Regions from separate parts of the Homo sapiens genome. Here region 2 is linked to region 1. A link is a loop called in an ENCODE intact Hi-C map of the cell type or tissue named here. Cell type or tissue: CD4-positive, alpha-beta T cell. All regions are shown on one strand. Each heading gives the region's core, and the rest is flanking DNA. Links, peaks and the distances in the headings are about the cores only.

Region 1 (8,345 bases), core at 167-8,166:
AGGGATTCCCAGGAGCTATGAATTTAGGTCTTTTTCTCATTTATTGAGCAGATCATCATATGGTAAGTAATCCTCAGCTTTGGAATCCAGAGGTTATAACAGACACCTATAAATTCTATGTAAAGTGTTATCTCTTTTTTTTTTCTTCCAGAAATACTTACTGTGCCTCAATGGGAAAATAGAAGAAACACAGTTGTGTGGTAACAATATAATTGTAGCCCAATTCGTTCTGCTCATTTCAATATTGCCTTTATTATTAATGCCCTCTCATTACTTTTCACTTAACAAATGATAAGACTAAAGAAAAGAAATTACTATAGGATATGATCGGGATTTTTTTCATGTACTCATACAAAGGTGATATCAAAAAAGGAGCACTTGTTCAAAAGATGTTAGGGTAGACTTTAGGGAGAGAAAGTGAAATAATTATCAGCGGCTGAGAAAAAAGAAAGATAAGAATTGTTTAATGTTCATAGGATATCCCAAATAGCAATGAAAAATCAGGATGTAAAAACTGGTTTTGCATAGTAAATGTGTTTTATGAAACAGAAGTATTGCTTTGAAATGAAGGTGCAAGGTACATCAGTTCTAAGTGCCTTATCCATCACATACAAAGCTTCCACAGTCAGGCAGCATTAATTCTATGGTTTTGTATTGCAAGTCAGGCCACAGGATACATATTATTTTAAAAGGAAATATTGGAAATGGTTGGAGGTGCTTGTAAACATATAATAGAGATGGAATAATGATGCATAGCACATTTACTGTACACACAGAATTTAGATAAGTGGAAGGAGAAGTCTTGTTCATCTTAAAGGCTCAGCTCACCATTCCTTAGGTAAGGTTTATGCCCTGGTTCAACACATTTACATTATGTAGGAGGAGAGGAAGGTACACCAAACAATTAATATAAAACCTTGAAGAACATGAGCATCCTGTTAATGGCCTATGAACAAGAAAGCCTTCTCTCACCATGGTAACCAGGAAGAGCTGTCAGAGTTTTCACAGTTGAGGCTTCCATTGTTGCTCAAGGGAATCCTGTGGATGCCTTAATTTCCTCTGCTTCTAGACATGTTTTCTAAAGGTTAAGACACTTTTTTGAGGGTCATGTTTAAGGTTCTTTTTCAGAATTAAAAATAAAATCAAATAAAGTGGGCCTAATTGAACACTCTGTGCAATGTATTAGAACTTGCTAAACAAGGTGACTTCTGCAATCTAAAGCTCTGGTGCAAGGTATGAAAAACTGGCATGGTGCCCTAGAAGGCAAGAACAGGTATGAATATGTGAGTGCACAGGGACTCCAGGAAGCCCATAGTTGAATTTGTTATACACATGTCATTTTCATTTTCTGGGAGAAAAGATGGCTAAGAATTGAAAGTGCTATATGATTCTAATGGAGGGGCCGTCTCAAAAAAGAGTGTGCAAATGTTCAATTTCAGTCCAAATGGACAATGGAGAATCATGGACTGTCCATTAAAGAAAGGTTGGGTCATGGATATGCATGGCATATATATGGTCAGGAGATGACAATGATCACTTCTCACATGATCCACTTATGAAGAAACTTTCTCAGAACGAGCTGCTCTTGTTTACACCTGCTGGACTTGCTGTCTACGCTCAATCTCAACTCACCAACTCCTTGCATTTATCTTCTCGGTATTAACCCTTAAGTCTTATATGTGATATCCATGTTCTCTGCTTGGGAAATTAATATTTTCAAGTATCTATCATGGTGACAACTGGGGCCAGTGGTCTTATATCTAAAGGGTCTGTTATTTTATGGTCAATGTTATATGTCAATCGGACTGGGCTAAGGAATGCCCTGAGAGCTGGTAAAACATGAATTCTGGGTGTGTCCATGAAGGTGTTTCTGGGAGAGATTAGCATTTGAATCAGTAGACTAGTAAAGGACTGAATGACACCTACCTACTGGGTACCAAGATGGTGGGCAGCATTCGATCCATGGAAGGCCAGCATAGAAAAATAAGGCAGAAGAAGTGTGAATTCACTCTCTCCTTATGCTGGAACATCTATCCTCCTGCCCTTGAACCTCCAAGCTCTTGGTTTCAGGCCTTCAGACTTCAGGCCTTGAAATTACACCAACAACCTCACACCCTTCCCCCATCCCTTTACACACCAACCTCCCTCCCACCCCCATTCTCAGGTTTTGGTCTCTGTCTGGGAGTGACACCATCAGCTCCCTTCCTTCTCAGCTCTTGGGACTCGGACTGAATTACGCCACAGAATTCCTAGTTCTCATGCAGATGTCATGTTGTGAGAATTCTTGGCATCCATAATTCCATGAGCCAAGTCCCATAATTAATTTCCTCTTATAGATCTGTATATCCTATTGGTTCTGTTTCTTTGCAGAACCGTAATGCAAAGCCCCAGGAAATATGCTCCAGAATCAAACAATGACAGATGGTTGCAGAGCCTCAAGGAAGAAGACATGCCAGCCATGCCCAGTTATCTCAGACTCCTCTCTTCAATAATCTTATAATAACTATATTTATAAGCTCAAGATTTGAACATATAGACATGCTGTGTCTCAATTCCCATAGGACACGTGAAAAAGATTTTTTGTAATATACTGATTGAGCATCCCTAATCTGAAAATCTGAAATCCAAAATGCTTCAATCTTCAAAGCCTTAGAAATCTGACATGATACCACAAGCAGAAAATTCCACATGTAAGTACTTAACACAATTTTTTATGCACAAAATTAATAAAACTATTGTATAAAATTACCTTTAGACTATGTTTATAAGGTATATATGAAACATAAATGAGTTTTATGCTTAGCCATGGGTACCATCCCTAAGATACCTCATTATATATATGCAAATATTCCAGAATCTGAAATCCAAAACACTTCTGGTCCCAAGCATTTCACATAAGGGATACTCAACCTGTATTGATAAATATATACTAGAGTCAATAGAGTTACATATACACATAGCAGGGTGTACAGCCTGCCATAAAAATCTTAATCAGTGGGTTGATATAGAAATGTTTTAAAAGAGAAAGAAAAAAATGTTTTAGAAATATTTCAGAGTTTCACTCTTGGCTTATTCCATTTAACACAGAGATATAAAAGATTTTTATCTAGAATTTGGATGTCAGATTTCAGAATAATAGGAAATTGATCAGATGTTGTAATTATCATTCAATATTATCCTTTTAAGGAGGAATAACAGCTTGAAATATGGAATATTAAGCTACCAAAATAGACATTTGACATTAGTCCATATGGAAAAGGGTCAATATAAATCAACATAGGAATACAATATATAAACAGTAAATGTGAAATAAGGCTCGAATGACAGAAACAAAGCCATAGAATCAAGAAATATTATTCACTCACTAGAATTCAAACGGCCGTTTAAGTACCTATGCACCGTGAACATGATCAAGATTTAACATGTGAATGAGGCCTAGACATCAGGAAACTTTCAGCATGACAAGTCTGGTGGGAGAGACAGACTTGTAAACACAAATGTCAAGACGTGTGATATGCAGAGCTGACATTCAACAGTGCTGCCCAGCAACATACAGGCTTGCATTAGCTCAGACTAGCAATAGACACCATGTAACGCTGATTAAAACATATTTTTAATATCAACTGAACTGGGTGATACAGGTTCCATAATACTGTTGTGCTTAAAGATAGGCAGAATTTCTAACAAGAAAGGAACCAGGAAATGACGCTGAAGACTGAAGGAGCATCATGGAGCCTAGAAACATAAAACTTTTGGTAGTTTTCACCAGTCAAGTTCGGTGAAAGAGCTTTGGTGGGAGACAGGCCTGGAAGAGTAGAAAGTGAGCCCAGGGATGGATTTGGGAGCCACTCACGTGGATGTGATAGTTACAGTAACAAAAGTGAATACAATCTTCAAGGAAGAGAATGCAAATGAAAAAACAGTAGAAGGCCCTATTAAGTGAAAATTGGATTTATATTTCAAGAGAAGTTAAAAAAAAATCATGAAGCTCGGTAATGTAGAAAAGCTAGGCTTTCATAGAAAACTGAGGGTAAAAAGCTCAGAGAGTACAGTTCTGCCCTGTCCTCTACATCTGGGTCCTGGAACACAACCATGTACAGAGGACATCATTGGATCAAGTAGAACAGAGCATAAGTAATCAGAGGATTTTCTTTGTCCTGTTAAAATCTCCAATGCTGTTCACGGTAGAATATATGACCCCATATATTCCACTGAGAAACTTCAAGATTCAGTTTGCTGTCAATGTGTCTCCAGCTAAATTAGGCTAATAAGTTAGCCTAATTTATTCTTTCTGAGGGCTTTTGTGCTTAGTAAAGACAACCTGAAAGCATAGATTTTCACTCTTTGGTGTCAGCAATCTTCTTATCCCAACATCATCCTTGGTAATCTTGATAATGTTGGAGGAGAAAGAAAATGAAGAAAAATCTGTGATAAGATTTATCTCAGAAGCACCCTAAATGATAAATTATGATTTTCATGGGCATTCACAACAGTCTCTGATAGGAGCTTCATGCTTGGAAAATGAAAGGGTTCGTTTCTGATACATCTCCCTGGGCCATCTTGCAGCATTCCTTGATCTTCCCTTCAATATGTTACCAGTCACGCAGTAGCACTCTGTCACCTAATTTAATGGTGCACCTGAGAGAAACTGCGTCTGCCTTCCACAGACAGAACATTAGCAATAACAGGAAACCACAAGTCTGTTAGGAGGTCACAGTTGGCAATTTTATTGTTATTATTGAGGATGGTGATCAGAGGCTCGGGAGTGAACATCACCCTTGACAGAGATTGTTCTGGAACAACCACAATTTCATTTTATGGCTCCTTTTTCAAAAGTGCATATATTTATGAAATCGCTCTTATGAAGTTCAGCACAATCTTGATGGAACACTTCTGCATTGTTGTGTGATACGGTACAGTGGCAGAGGCTGAAAATATCTTTAAATCAAAAATAGTGATACCAGTTGCAATTTTTTAGTTAAAAAAGGAAGAAATGCTTCCCAACAATAATCCCTTATGCCAAACCAACTGTTAGAGCAGAGATTACTATCCTTACCACAGTTACCATATGCTTAGAGAATCTGCTCCAAGCACAAGTAACAGCTGTCACTCCCATATGCGGGGTTAGTGAGAGCCCAGCGGTGCTGTGCTGCTATTTCCATTGCACGTCTGGGTGTGCATGCTCATGCCTGATTCAGGTTCACATAAACTGAAGGTGTGTGCCTCACAGGTGCTGCACTTTGCTGGTGGCATATACTACGAGGCCCAGTCATGTCTGTGTGACAGCCCACAGGTTGAAAATGCAGGCTGTGGCATTTGCAGAGAGCTTATTTTAAATGGATTTGTCCTCTTCTAAAGGTATTGCTCCAGCATTACGTAAAGTCAAAAAGTCCTTCGACTCATGGGCTCAGAACCCCGGGGCTACAGAGACTCATGAAACTTTCATCAAAAACAATTCTCAGTTCTCAATTTATTAAAGAGATCACCTGTGTATAGGTTTTGACAGTTATTTATGGAATTCATGGTGGTTAAGTCTAAAGTTCTATATCTCGTTTCCAGTGGTTCTTTAAGATACCTCTCGACTAGACATTTTTATGGCATATATTGTTGGTAGTGAACAAAGAAGTGTAAAATTATATTACATTAGAGGTATAATCTGACCCAACATCCAACTTGGTTACTTCAAAGATGAAGAAACCAAGTTAATATTTTATTATTTTTGTTTATATCTTTATTAGGCCATTAGATTTTTGTTCTTCAAAACCTCACTGCCTTTTTGTGACTCCCTGTTTCCCTGGAAAATTCAAGGTTTATGTAAGGTTTGTAAAAATAAGTCAGCTTCATTCTCATGGATGTTCTTATTATGATGATCTTTTTGTATCTATTCTATCATCTGAGAAAAGGCACAAATGAAATGTTAGCTCTCCTTTCTCTCATGCATCAAGTCATTTTAAATTGGAGAAACTGTGCAACAGGGAGTATCACAGTATAAAATTTACATACATGTTTTTCCACTTTATATTACCTGCTAGGAGGACCTATAAAAGAGGAGGATTCATGGACAAATTTTAGAAGCATAGAGTCTACCAGATCACTATTTTAAATTAAGGATTTTTTTAATCTCCAATTTACATACAAGTTTAGAGCTAAGCAATGAATACTAAAGGCATTGACCTCACTGGAAATGGACTTCTTAGATGGAAATGTTATAAAATACTCTAGGAATTGCACTATCAGCTTAGTACAAGGTCTGCATTAAAAACCTAAGTAGTTAGAAGCCAGGGGCCATGACCAGAATCTAATCCCAGAACAGTCAAATGAATAGAGTTGGGTCATTTAACTTTGAGAACTACGCTGTCCACTTTAAAACAAATAGAATGATACCAGGTGACTGAAAAGGGTATCTGGGGGGTGCACAATCATCGATGTAGCTGAAGCCTCAGCAGGGACAGAGAGTCCACATGACTAAGCTGAGTTCAAAGATGGATTCTAAACACTCTTCCTGATTCAGCTGAACAGCCCTGGGTGTGGGCATTGTTTAACTGGAAATTGAGTTGAAAGCACATACGACCTTAAATTCATGGTGCCCTTTAAGGATTCTCCTGTAATCCAAATTCTGTGATTCTAGAATACTCATTGAGAAAGATGATGTTCACCTACTGCAAGGAGTAGAGATCGCACTCCAAGGCTATGCTGAAGGTGCTTTTCCATTACATAAAAGTTCCCTCAATAGAATGAGCTCTTAGTGTGATAGCTGAATTTAGTGGTAGCCTTGATCTTATTTGTTTTTTATTTTTATGAACAACGCTGTGAACTCCACAATGCAAGTTGTGTAGAGATAGGCCAAACTGTCCTTAGCTCTGGTTTCAATGAAGTTTATTATTTTCATACTATTTCTTTTCAGAGCAATTAAGAGAGCAAAAAAATACAGACAACAAAGCCCCCACATCTTGGCATTTTTAAAGAATAGTTAACAGAGACAAAGATGGAGAAATAGGAGGTCCCCAGCCATCATCCCCCTACAGAAGCAACAATTTTCCAGCCACCCGTGGACAAAAGTGCCTTTGTGGGAGCCTTGGGATCCAGGTAGGAGGTTGTGAAACCCTGATGGAGCCCAAGAATAAGAAAGCCCACTTTGAAAGGGCAGGCCCATGCCCTGGTGATAGGCCTGCTGACAGTAGTCCTGGCTATAGATTCAAAAGCAGCCCATGCCCCTGGGGACTTGGCTTCAGCCCCATTTGGGGTTCAGCCACTACACAAAACCAGGCATGCTGGCTGTGGCAGGGTAGGCAACTCCAGGTGCCAGCATGGGTGCTGGATCCCTACAAGGCTGCAGCTGGTCCAGGTGTACCACAAGCAGCTTCCACAGGTGGCACTGGGGAACTGAGTGGCACATGGAAGCTTGGAGATGCCAGGAATGCAGGCTCTGAGAGTTCCCAGGTCTGGGCTCCCCAGAGGGCCACAGCTCTTCTCTCTTCTCTCCTTCTTGTCATCCACAACATGATGAGCAAGGGGCATGTTTCAGTTTGTGTTACAACTCTTTTAGACCTGCCATGTGGTGGCTCCCAAGTTCTTGTCCTGTGTCCAGGAAGAATTAGGTGTGCAGACAAGTGGAGGGTGAGCATGGTGAAGAGGAGCTTTATTGAGTGACAGAACAGCTCAGAGGAGAACTGAATTGGGTAGCTCCTCTCTGTAGGCAGGGTGTCTCGATAAGTGTTCAGCTGTCAGCAGAAAGGAGACCATGGAGTGGGTAGCTCCTCTCCACATCCAGTCATCCAATAATCTCCACAAGTCAGGCTGAGTCCAGGGTGTTTATGGGCCTCAGAGCAGGGAAGTGCACACCGATTGGTCCATGGGTTGCCATGGATGGGCCTAGAAAAAGCACCACAAGTTCCCACTCTGGTCTGTGGGACTGGCAGCCCGGGCCCCAGGCTTTAGGCCCTATCCAGCTTGAAGGTGAGGCTTCACTAAGGACTTGCCCTTTCTACTCAGGCACCTGTCTGCCTCCTGCCCCCATTCATGGAGATCAGGCTGTTCATGAAAAGGGGTCCCTGCAGGCCAGCACTGAACTGCCCTCAGTCCCTGCTTAGCCTTCCTCCTGTGCTCCTTGGTGCCCAAAGTCTGGAGGGGGCTGAGACAGCAGGGGGCTGGTGTATCAGCACTGCCATGAGTGTGTGCACACCCAGCTAAGTTGCAACAGCACCTGGGCTCAGCCCCAACCTTGCTCTGAGATTGGAGAAGGAGTCAGGAGCCAGGAGAGGCCAAGCAGCAGGAGCAGACACCTCTGAGCCTGCAGGGGCAGCGAGGGCCTTTCCAGGACCCTGAGAGTGCAAAGATGCCTGGGT
Region 2 (8,345 bases), core at 313-8,312, 74 kb after region 1:
AAATTCATTACTTTAGGAGTCAGCTGAACAGTAAGATTCACTAAGCACTCAGTGCAAAGGGACCTGAGGTCCTGAAGGGCTATAGCTCACGCCCCTCAGGACCTTGTATCATAAACAGGAAGTCAGGGTTGACACACAGAAAACACAAATAGCATGAACCAGCACAAAAGGAACATTGTAAATTCGATTTGAAATAATGAGGGACTATGAGGTTTCTCTTCTCTCAGAACATAAGAGAAATAATACTGAGAAACATGTGCCTGTTTTATATTTAAAATAATTAAGGTAGGTAAGATTAAAAATTACGGAGATGCCTTTTAGTGCTAACCGTTTATGATTATGAAAAATTATCCAAAACAAATTCAAGATTAAATGTTTAGAGATAGAGAAAAAAAGGAAATGGAGAGAAGAGATCTATACCAGCGAGGTCAGAACTTAGGCTCCTGTGACTCTGGTTCATGACTCCCCCAATCCCTCTCTCCTCAATCTTTACAGTGGATATTTGAGAAAACTTTTAGGAGTCTCTATCAGTGATTTCCTGTAAATCCATTGCTTACTGTATTGAAACAAAAACCATATTTAACTCCACAGCTAAAGAAGACACAATGAAACAATATTAAAAGAAAAGTAAATGAATCTCATGTCTCTCTGGTTGAGTGTTTTCCCCGACCCTGTGGGGCTGCTGGCTATTCATACATTCATTTGTTCCCCACGTTTAGCCAGAATTTGGAGGATGCATGGAAATAAACAAGTGCAAAGAGCAATCAGAAGACTTCTAAGTTCTCTGAGCACTCATTATTCTGTCTCCCCAGACCCAGGGTAGAACTATTTTAGATGCACAGTTGGAGACAAAAGCATGAATTAAAATCTTTTTTTTGTCTCTGGATGAGGAAAATTGTAGATATTAACATGTTTTGTTGAGATTGGAAGTATCTCATGATCTATCATTAAAGAATATAAAAGTCAAAATGTTTAACTTCTTTCTGCCAAAGCATCCCATATGTAAATACTCATTTAAAAAGAGAATTTTACTCAAAATCCAAATGACTTTTTTACAGAAATAGAAAAATCTACCTTTAATATGGACTCTCAAGGCGTATGGAATAGTCAAACCAACACTGAAAAAGATCAGCCAGGCGTGGCCTGTAATCCCAGTACTTTGGGAGCCTGAGGTGAGAGAATTGCTTGAACCCAGGAGTTCAAGAGCAGCCTAGGCAACATAAGGAGACCCCATCTGTACAAAAAATTTAAAAATAGCTCAGCGTGATAGCACACACTTGTAGTCCTAGCTACTTGGGAGGCTGAGGCAAGAGGATCACTTGAGCCCAGGAGGTCAAGGCTACAGTTAGCTGTGATTGCACCATTGCACTCCAGCCTGAGCAACAGAATAAGACCCTGTCTCAATAAAAAAAGAGAAAGAAAAGAAAAAAAAAATAGCAAAGTTTGAGGTCCCATATGTCATGATTTCAAAACTTACTACAAAAATACTATAATCACAACAGTGCAGTACTGGCACATGGAGGACAAATAGACCAGTGGAATAGCATACAGTGCACAGAAATAAATCCTCATATCTACGGTCAAAGGATTTTTAACAAGGGTGCCAAGACCATTCAATGGAAAGAGGACATTCTTTTCTATAAATAGTGTTGAAAAAACTGTATATCCACATGCAAAAGAATGAAGCTGTACTCTTAATGTATACCGTATACTAAAATTAACTCAAAAATCGATCAAAGACCTGAATGTAAGAGCTAAAACTATAAAACTCTTAAAAGAAAACATAGAGGAAAAGCTTCATTACATTGGGTTTGGCAAGTCTTTCTTGGGTATAACACCAAAAGCAAAGACAACAAAAGAAAAAAACAAATAAATTGAAGTTTATCAAAATTAAAAACTTTTTATGTACCAAAGGACATTATCAAAAGAATGAAAAGAAGACCCAAGGAACAGGATAAAATATTTGCAAATTATATATCTAATATAAGATTAATATCCAGAACATACATAAAGAACTCCTAGTAGCCCTGTACAGTGGCTCGAGGCTGTTAATTCCAACTACTCTGGAGGTTAAGACTGGAAGGTCACTTGAGCCTTGGAGTCTAATGCTGCAGTGAGCTATGATAGCACCACTGCACTCCAGCCTGGTTGACAAAGTGATACCTTACCTCTAAAAAAGAAAAAAGAAAGAACTCTGACAGTTCAACAACAACAACAACAACAAACTGCTTTAAAAAAATAGGCAAAGAACATGAATAGACATTTCTCCAAAGAAGATATACAAATGGCTGATAAGCATGTGAAAAGACAACATCGCTAATCACTAGAGAAGTACAAATAAAACCACAATGAAATACCACATCACACCCATTAGGATGGCTGTTATCAAAAAATAAAATAAAATAGCAAGTATTAGCAAAGATGTGGAGAAATTTAAACCCTTGTGTATTTGCTAGTGGGATAAAATGGTGCAACCACTGTGGAAAATAGCATAGCAGAACCTCAAGAAATTAAATATGGAATTGCCATATGATATGACAATTATACTTCTGGGTAAATATCCACAAGAATCGAAAGCAAGGACTCAGATATTTATACAGCTAGTTCACAGCAGCATTCACAATAGCCAAAAGATGGAAGCAAATCAGGTGTCTGCTGGGACACAGGGAGGGGAACGTCACACACTGGGGCCTGTCGGGGATGGGAGGCAAGGGGAGGGAGAGCATTAGGACAAATACCTAATGCATGTACGGCCTAAAACCTAGATGATGGGTTAATAGGTGCAGCAAACCACCATGGCACATGCATACCTATGTAACAAACCTGCATATTCTGCACATGTATCCCAGAACTTAAAATAAAATTTAAAAAAAGAGAAAAAAAATGTAGCATATCCATACAGCGAAATATTACTCAGTTTTTAAAAGAAAGGAAATTCTGATATGTGCTACAACATGAAATAACTTAGAAGACATTATGCTAAGTGAAATAAGCCAATCACAAAAGGGTAAACATTCTAGGATTCTTCTTAAATGTGTTAGCCCTCTAGAGTAGCTAAATTCATGGGGATAGAAAGTAGACTGGTAGTTAGTTACCAGGGGCTGGGGGAGAAGGGAATGGGGAGTTATTGTTTAATGGGTACAGAGTTTCTGTTTGGAAAGATAAGTTCTGGAGATGGATAGTGATAATGGCTGCACAACAATGTGAATGTATTTATTGCCACTAGACTATACACTTAAAAATGGTTAAACTGGTAAGTTTTATATACATGTTAGTGTAATAAATATATATCATAAAAATAAAAGATTTTTGCTGGGATATACTAACTTCCTAAAGGCCAAGTATAAAATGTTAAGATTTATGGGTATATGAAACTTGGGTATTCAAACATTCAATTATCATAATTTGAGATATTTATCTTCAAGTTTGACAGAATAGAGCTACGTGACATTGCACAGACTCTCACATTTGCATTTTCCTGAATACCATTAAATTATTTTATTGAAGAACTTTTTTCTTATCTGTCTCTAAATTGCATTCTACTAATTTTGTTTTCCATATGATTGTCCATCATTTTTCAGATAAAAAGCTGTATAAATGACAAACATTTTTGAAAAGTTATAATTAAGTTACTTTTGTCCCCATATTGTAACAGTTATAGCATTATTGTCAATATTCTGATATAAAGACTTATTTTCAAAAAGACGTTAGAAAGCTACCTGTCATTTTTTCACTGTGCCTACATACAGGGTAGACTATAACCTATTCAGCCAAAAACACTTTCTAAGCAGAAAATCTGATCATACTTTGTGACAAAAGAACTGGGTGTATGAAAAACTTATGACATTTTTCACAATTGCAGGATCTTCAGCTGCAGATATTTTCTCAAAATGTCAGTAATAATAAAAATCTGCATTTGTCAAGCAGTTACTACTTTTCAAGGGACAATGCATGCTTATGAAATTTCAAAAGTTCTATTAAATTAGCATCTCCAAAAATCTTGAAATTCCCATTTCTGTGCTCATATATTTGAAACTAATATACCTAAATTCTTCTTGTTATAGTGTGTATTAGTCCATTTTCATGCTGCTGATAAAGACATAACCAAGATTGGGAAAAAAAAGAGGTTTAATTAGACTTACAGTTCCACATGGCTGAGGAGACTTCAGAATCATGGCAGGAGGCAAAAGGTGCTTCTTACATGGCACTGGCAAGAGAAAATGAGGATGATGCAGAAGTGGAAACCCCTGATAAAACCATCAGATCTCATGAGACTTATTCACTACCATGAGAACAGTAAGGAGGAAACCACCCCCGTGATTCAAATAATCTCCCACCGGGTTCCTCCTACAACATGAGGCAACTATGGGAGTACAATTCAAGATGAGATTTCGGTGGGGACACAGAGCTAAGCCATATCCTTCCTTCCACCCCTGTCCCCTCCAAATCTCATGTCTCATATTTCAAAAGCAATCAAGTCTTCCTCACAGTCCTCCAAAGCCTTAATTCATTTCAGTATTAAACCAAAAGTCCACAGTCCAGAGCCTCATCTGAGACAAGGCAAGTTCCTTCTGCCTATAAGCCTGTAAAATCAAAAGCAGGCTAGTTACTTCCTAGGTACTATAGGGGTACAGGTATTGGGTAAATACAGCCACTCCAAATGTGAGAAATTGGGCAAAACAAAGGGGTTACAGGGCCCATGCAAGTCCAAAATCTAGCAGGGCAGTCAAATTTTAAAGCTCCAAAATGATCTCCTTTGACTCCATGTCTCACATCCAGGTGACACTGACTCAAGAGGTAGGTTCCCATAGTCTTGGGCAGCTCTGCCACTGTGGCTTTGCAGGATACAGCGCCCCCTGCTGGCTGCTTTCATGGGCTGGTGTTGAGTGTCTGTGGCTTTTCCAGGCACACGGTGCAAGCTGTCAGTGGATCTACCATTCTGGGCTCTGGAGGACGATGGCCTCTTCTTACAGCTCCACTAGGCAGCACCCCACTAGGGACTCTGGGTGGGGGCTCTGACCACACATTTCCCTTCCACACTGCCCTAGCAGAGGTTCTCCATGAGGGCCCTGCCTCTGCAGCAAACTTTTGCCTGGGCATCCAAACATTTCCATTCATCTTCTGAAATCTGGGTGGAGGTTCCCAAACCTCAGTTCTTGACTTCTGCACACCTGCAGGCTCAACATCATGTGGAAACTGCCAAGGTTTGGGGCTTGCAACCTCTAAAACCATGGGCTGACCTGTACCTTGGCCCCTTTTAGCAACAGCTGGAGCAGCTGGGACTAAGTGCACCAAGTCCCTAGGCTAAACACAGCATGGGGAACCTGGGCCTGGCCTATGAAACCATTTTTTTTCTCCCAGGCTTCTGGGTCTGTGATGGGAGGGGCTGCCATGAAGACCTATGACATGCCCTGGAGACATTTTTCCCATTAATATTTGGAAAATAAATATTTTCCAAATTAATCCAAAGGGATTATTTGGCTCCTTGTTACTTATGCAAATTTCTGCAGCCAGTTTGAATTTCTCCTCAAAAAAAATGGGTTTTTCTTTTCTACTACATCGTCAGGCTGCAAATTTTCCAAACTTTTATGTTCTGTTTCCCTTTTAAAACAGAATGCTGTAACAGCACCCAAGTCACCTCTTGAATGCTTTGCTGCTTAGAAATTTCCTCCACCTGGCTGAGCGGTGGCTCACACCTGTAATCCCAGCACTTTGGGAGGCTGAGTTGTGTGGATCACCTGAGGTTAGGAGTTTGAGACCAGCCTGACCAACATGGTGAAACCCCGTCTCTACTAAAAATACAAAAATTAGCGGGCATGGTAGCAGGTGCCTGTAGTCCCAGCTACTTGAGAGGCTGAGGCAGGAGAATCACTTGAACCCAGGAGGTGGAGGTTGCAGTGAGCCAAGATTGCGCCACTGCACTCCAGCCTGTCGACCAAGCAAGACTTCGTCTCAAAAAAGAAAAAGAAAAAGAAATTTCTTCTGCCAGATTCCCTAAATCATTTCTCTCAAGTTCAAAGTTCCACAAATCTCTAAGGCAGAGACAAAATGCCACCAGTCTCTTTGCTAAAACATAAAGGAGTCACCTTTGCTCCAGTTCCCAACAAGTTTCTCATCTCCATCTGAGACCATCTCAGCCTAGACCTTATTGTTCATATCACTATCAGCATTTTTGTCAAAGCCATTCAACAAATCTGTAGGAGTTTCCAAACTTTCCCACATTTTTCCTATCTTCTTCTGAGCCCTTTAAACTGTTCCAACCTCTGCCTGCTACCCAGTTCCAAAGTTGCTTCCACATTTTTGGATATTTTTTCAGCAATGCCCCACTCTACTGGTACCAATTTACTGTAGTAGTCCGTGTTCATGCTGCTGATAAAGACATACCCAAGACCGGGAAGAAAAAGAGGTTTAATTGGACTTACAGTTTCACATGGCTGGGGAGGCCTCAGAATCACACCTGGAGGCAAAAGGCACTTCTTGCATGGTGGTGGCAAGAGAAAATGAGGACAATGCAGAAGCAGAAATCCCTGATAAAACCATCAGATCTCATGAGACTCATTCACTGTAATGAGAACAGTATGGGGGAAACTGCCCCCATGATTCAAATTAGCTCCCACCGCGTTCCTCCCACAACACGTGGGAATTATGGGAGTACCTTTCAAGATGAGATTTGGGTGGAGAAACAGAGCCAAACCATATCACAGCATTAATAACTTCCCTGGATGAACATTTAAACTGTATACATATTTCATATGTTGATACTCCTTTGGTAATTCTAAAATATTTTAAAATTGATGATTTTAATAATTTTACTCAGCAAATATGATTAAATGTTTATTATGATCAAGATGCTATGTTAAATGCAAATTGTAAAAAGAAGAATCACAAAATTGATTGTGTATTCATTAGAGGTGCTTTTCTTTTACAAATCCATTAAATTAAAGGGAAACTAATATAATTAAGCAATTCTTGCTGTACGGAAAGTGAAATATAACAGTAATTGAGAGATCTTGTCAGTTTCAGCATTATACACCATTAAAACTGTTTTAGCAAAAAAGGTAAATTAATTGTTTTCTGTTTCGCCCTCTTTTATTTTCACTGACCACTCACTCTCTGATGAGTATGCTGAAGAACTGAAAAATAACCCAAAGATTAGCAGCCAGGAGCTTAAAAAACAAAACAAAACAAAATAACAAATCTCAACAAGGAATTTTAAGGTATAACGAAGAATATCTGTAAACCTGTTCATTGAGACACTTTTATAAGCATCAAGTTACACTACAAATGTTTTTATTAATACCATAGAAGCTTTAGAAAAGCAAATGTTTCTGACAGAGCAATACTTTAAGTTGAAAGCACAAGCTCGCCTTTATAAACTGAAATGTTTCTTTCACGCTGCTACAAATGCACAAAATTTGGTTAGCAGTTTCTGAAAAACATCATTAACTCTTTAGCACGTATTCCTTTTCCACTAGTTTAACTCCTCCCACAAAGGATCTAAATAGCAGTAGTCATCTTTGAAGCACACAATCCCCTTTGACTCCAAAAGCAACATGAGGCAATGTGGTTGCCATTATTGTACATGTCAAACAGTGTTGGAATATAAGCTTTAAGAAAAACAAGAAATTCTAGCCCTGAAGTTCGACTTTTCACTCACCTTAAACATCCTTAATGTTTACAAATCTGATAGAGCCAAACGCAAGTCAATGAACTTTTCCTTTGCTTACAAATACTATGCTTCACTCATAAATGAGTTTAGTGCATGTTCATTGATTTATAATATCCTCTTTGCCTCTACACCAGAATCATCTCATATATTTGAATCCACTAATGCATTATAAATCCCTATAGAGTAGGTAGAAACTAAATAATTGTTTAAACAACAGTAATCAGAATTTACAACTATTTTGGCAAGGGGCAAAGGGTTTGAGAATACAATAAAATGTGTTCCCGAGGAGAAAATTAGTAAATTGCTTTTCTGTCAAATACTACGTCTTTGATCTAATGTTCAGGTTCAGTTATATTAAATAAGATGATCTCATAAAGATAATGGAAAGATCATCTTTGTAGGTATTCTCCGTATTAACATCATTTTCTGTTTTTATGAGTTCTTTGTGTCTTCATATTAAACGATTTTAGACAGGCAATTTTGCCTTTTGCTAACTAACAAATTACCCCATCACTTTTTGGCTTAAACCCATCCATTCATTTTATTTTATCTGACCTTGTGGGTGAGGAACTAGAGCCAGGCTAGGTTCTTATGCTCCATAGGGCACTGACAGCTGAGGTCCCTTTGTGGTACTCAGTTGGCACAGAGGCTAGTCCCGAGCATCCCAGGAACCTTC

The links. A loop is a pair of places that touch in the nucleus more often than their neighbours do. Peaks named below come from ENCODE experiments on the same cell type or tissue, not always from the same donor. Only the 100,000 strongest peaks of a DNase experiment are listed, where the experiment ranks them.
Region 2: a loop joins it to region 1, with 6 times the contacts of the local background. A loop is called at or near these places in 4 of 110 quality-filtered maps.

Annotation. Positions count from the first base shown.
Region 1 is chr18:70,669,176-70,677,520 of GRCh38, reverse strand. No RefSeq gene overlaps it. Among named protein-coding and RNA genes, the nearest start is that of GTSCR1, 22 kb to the right of the region's middle. In CD4-positive, alpha-beta T cell, for the core only: no CTCF peak of the experiment used is centred there; DNase peaks (open chromatin) are centred at 4,670 and 5,170; H3K27ac peaks cover 3,639 bases.
Region 2 is chr18:70,595,532-70,603,876 of GRCh38, reverse strand. No RefSeq gene overlaps it. Among named protein-coding and RNA genes, the nearest start is that of GTSCR1, 51 kb to the left of the region's middle. RefSeq lists an enhancer at 4,891-4,970. In CD4-positive, alpha-beta T cell, for the core only: a CTCF peak has its summit at 4,843 (motif pointing left); a DNase peak (open chromatin) is centred at 4,836.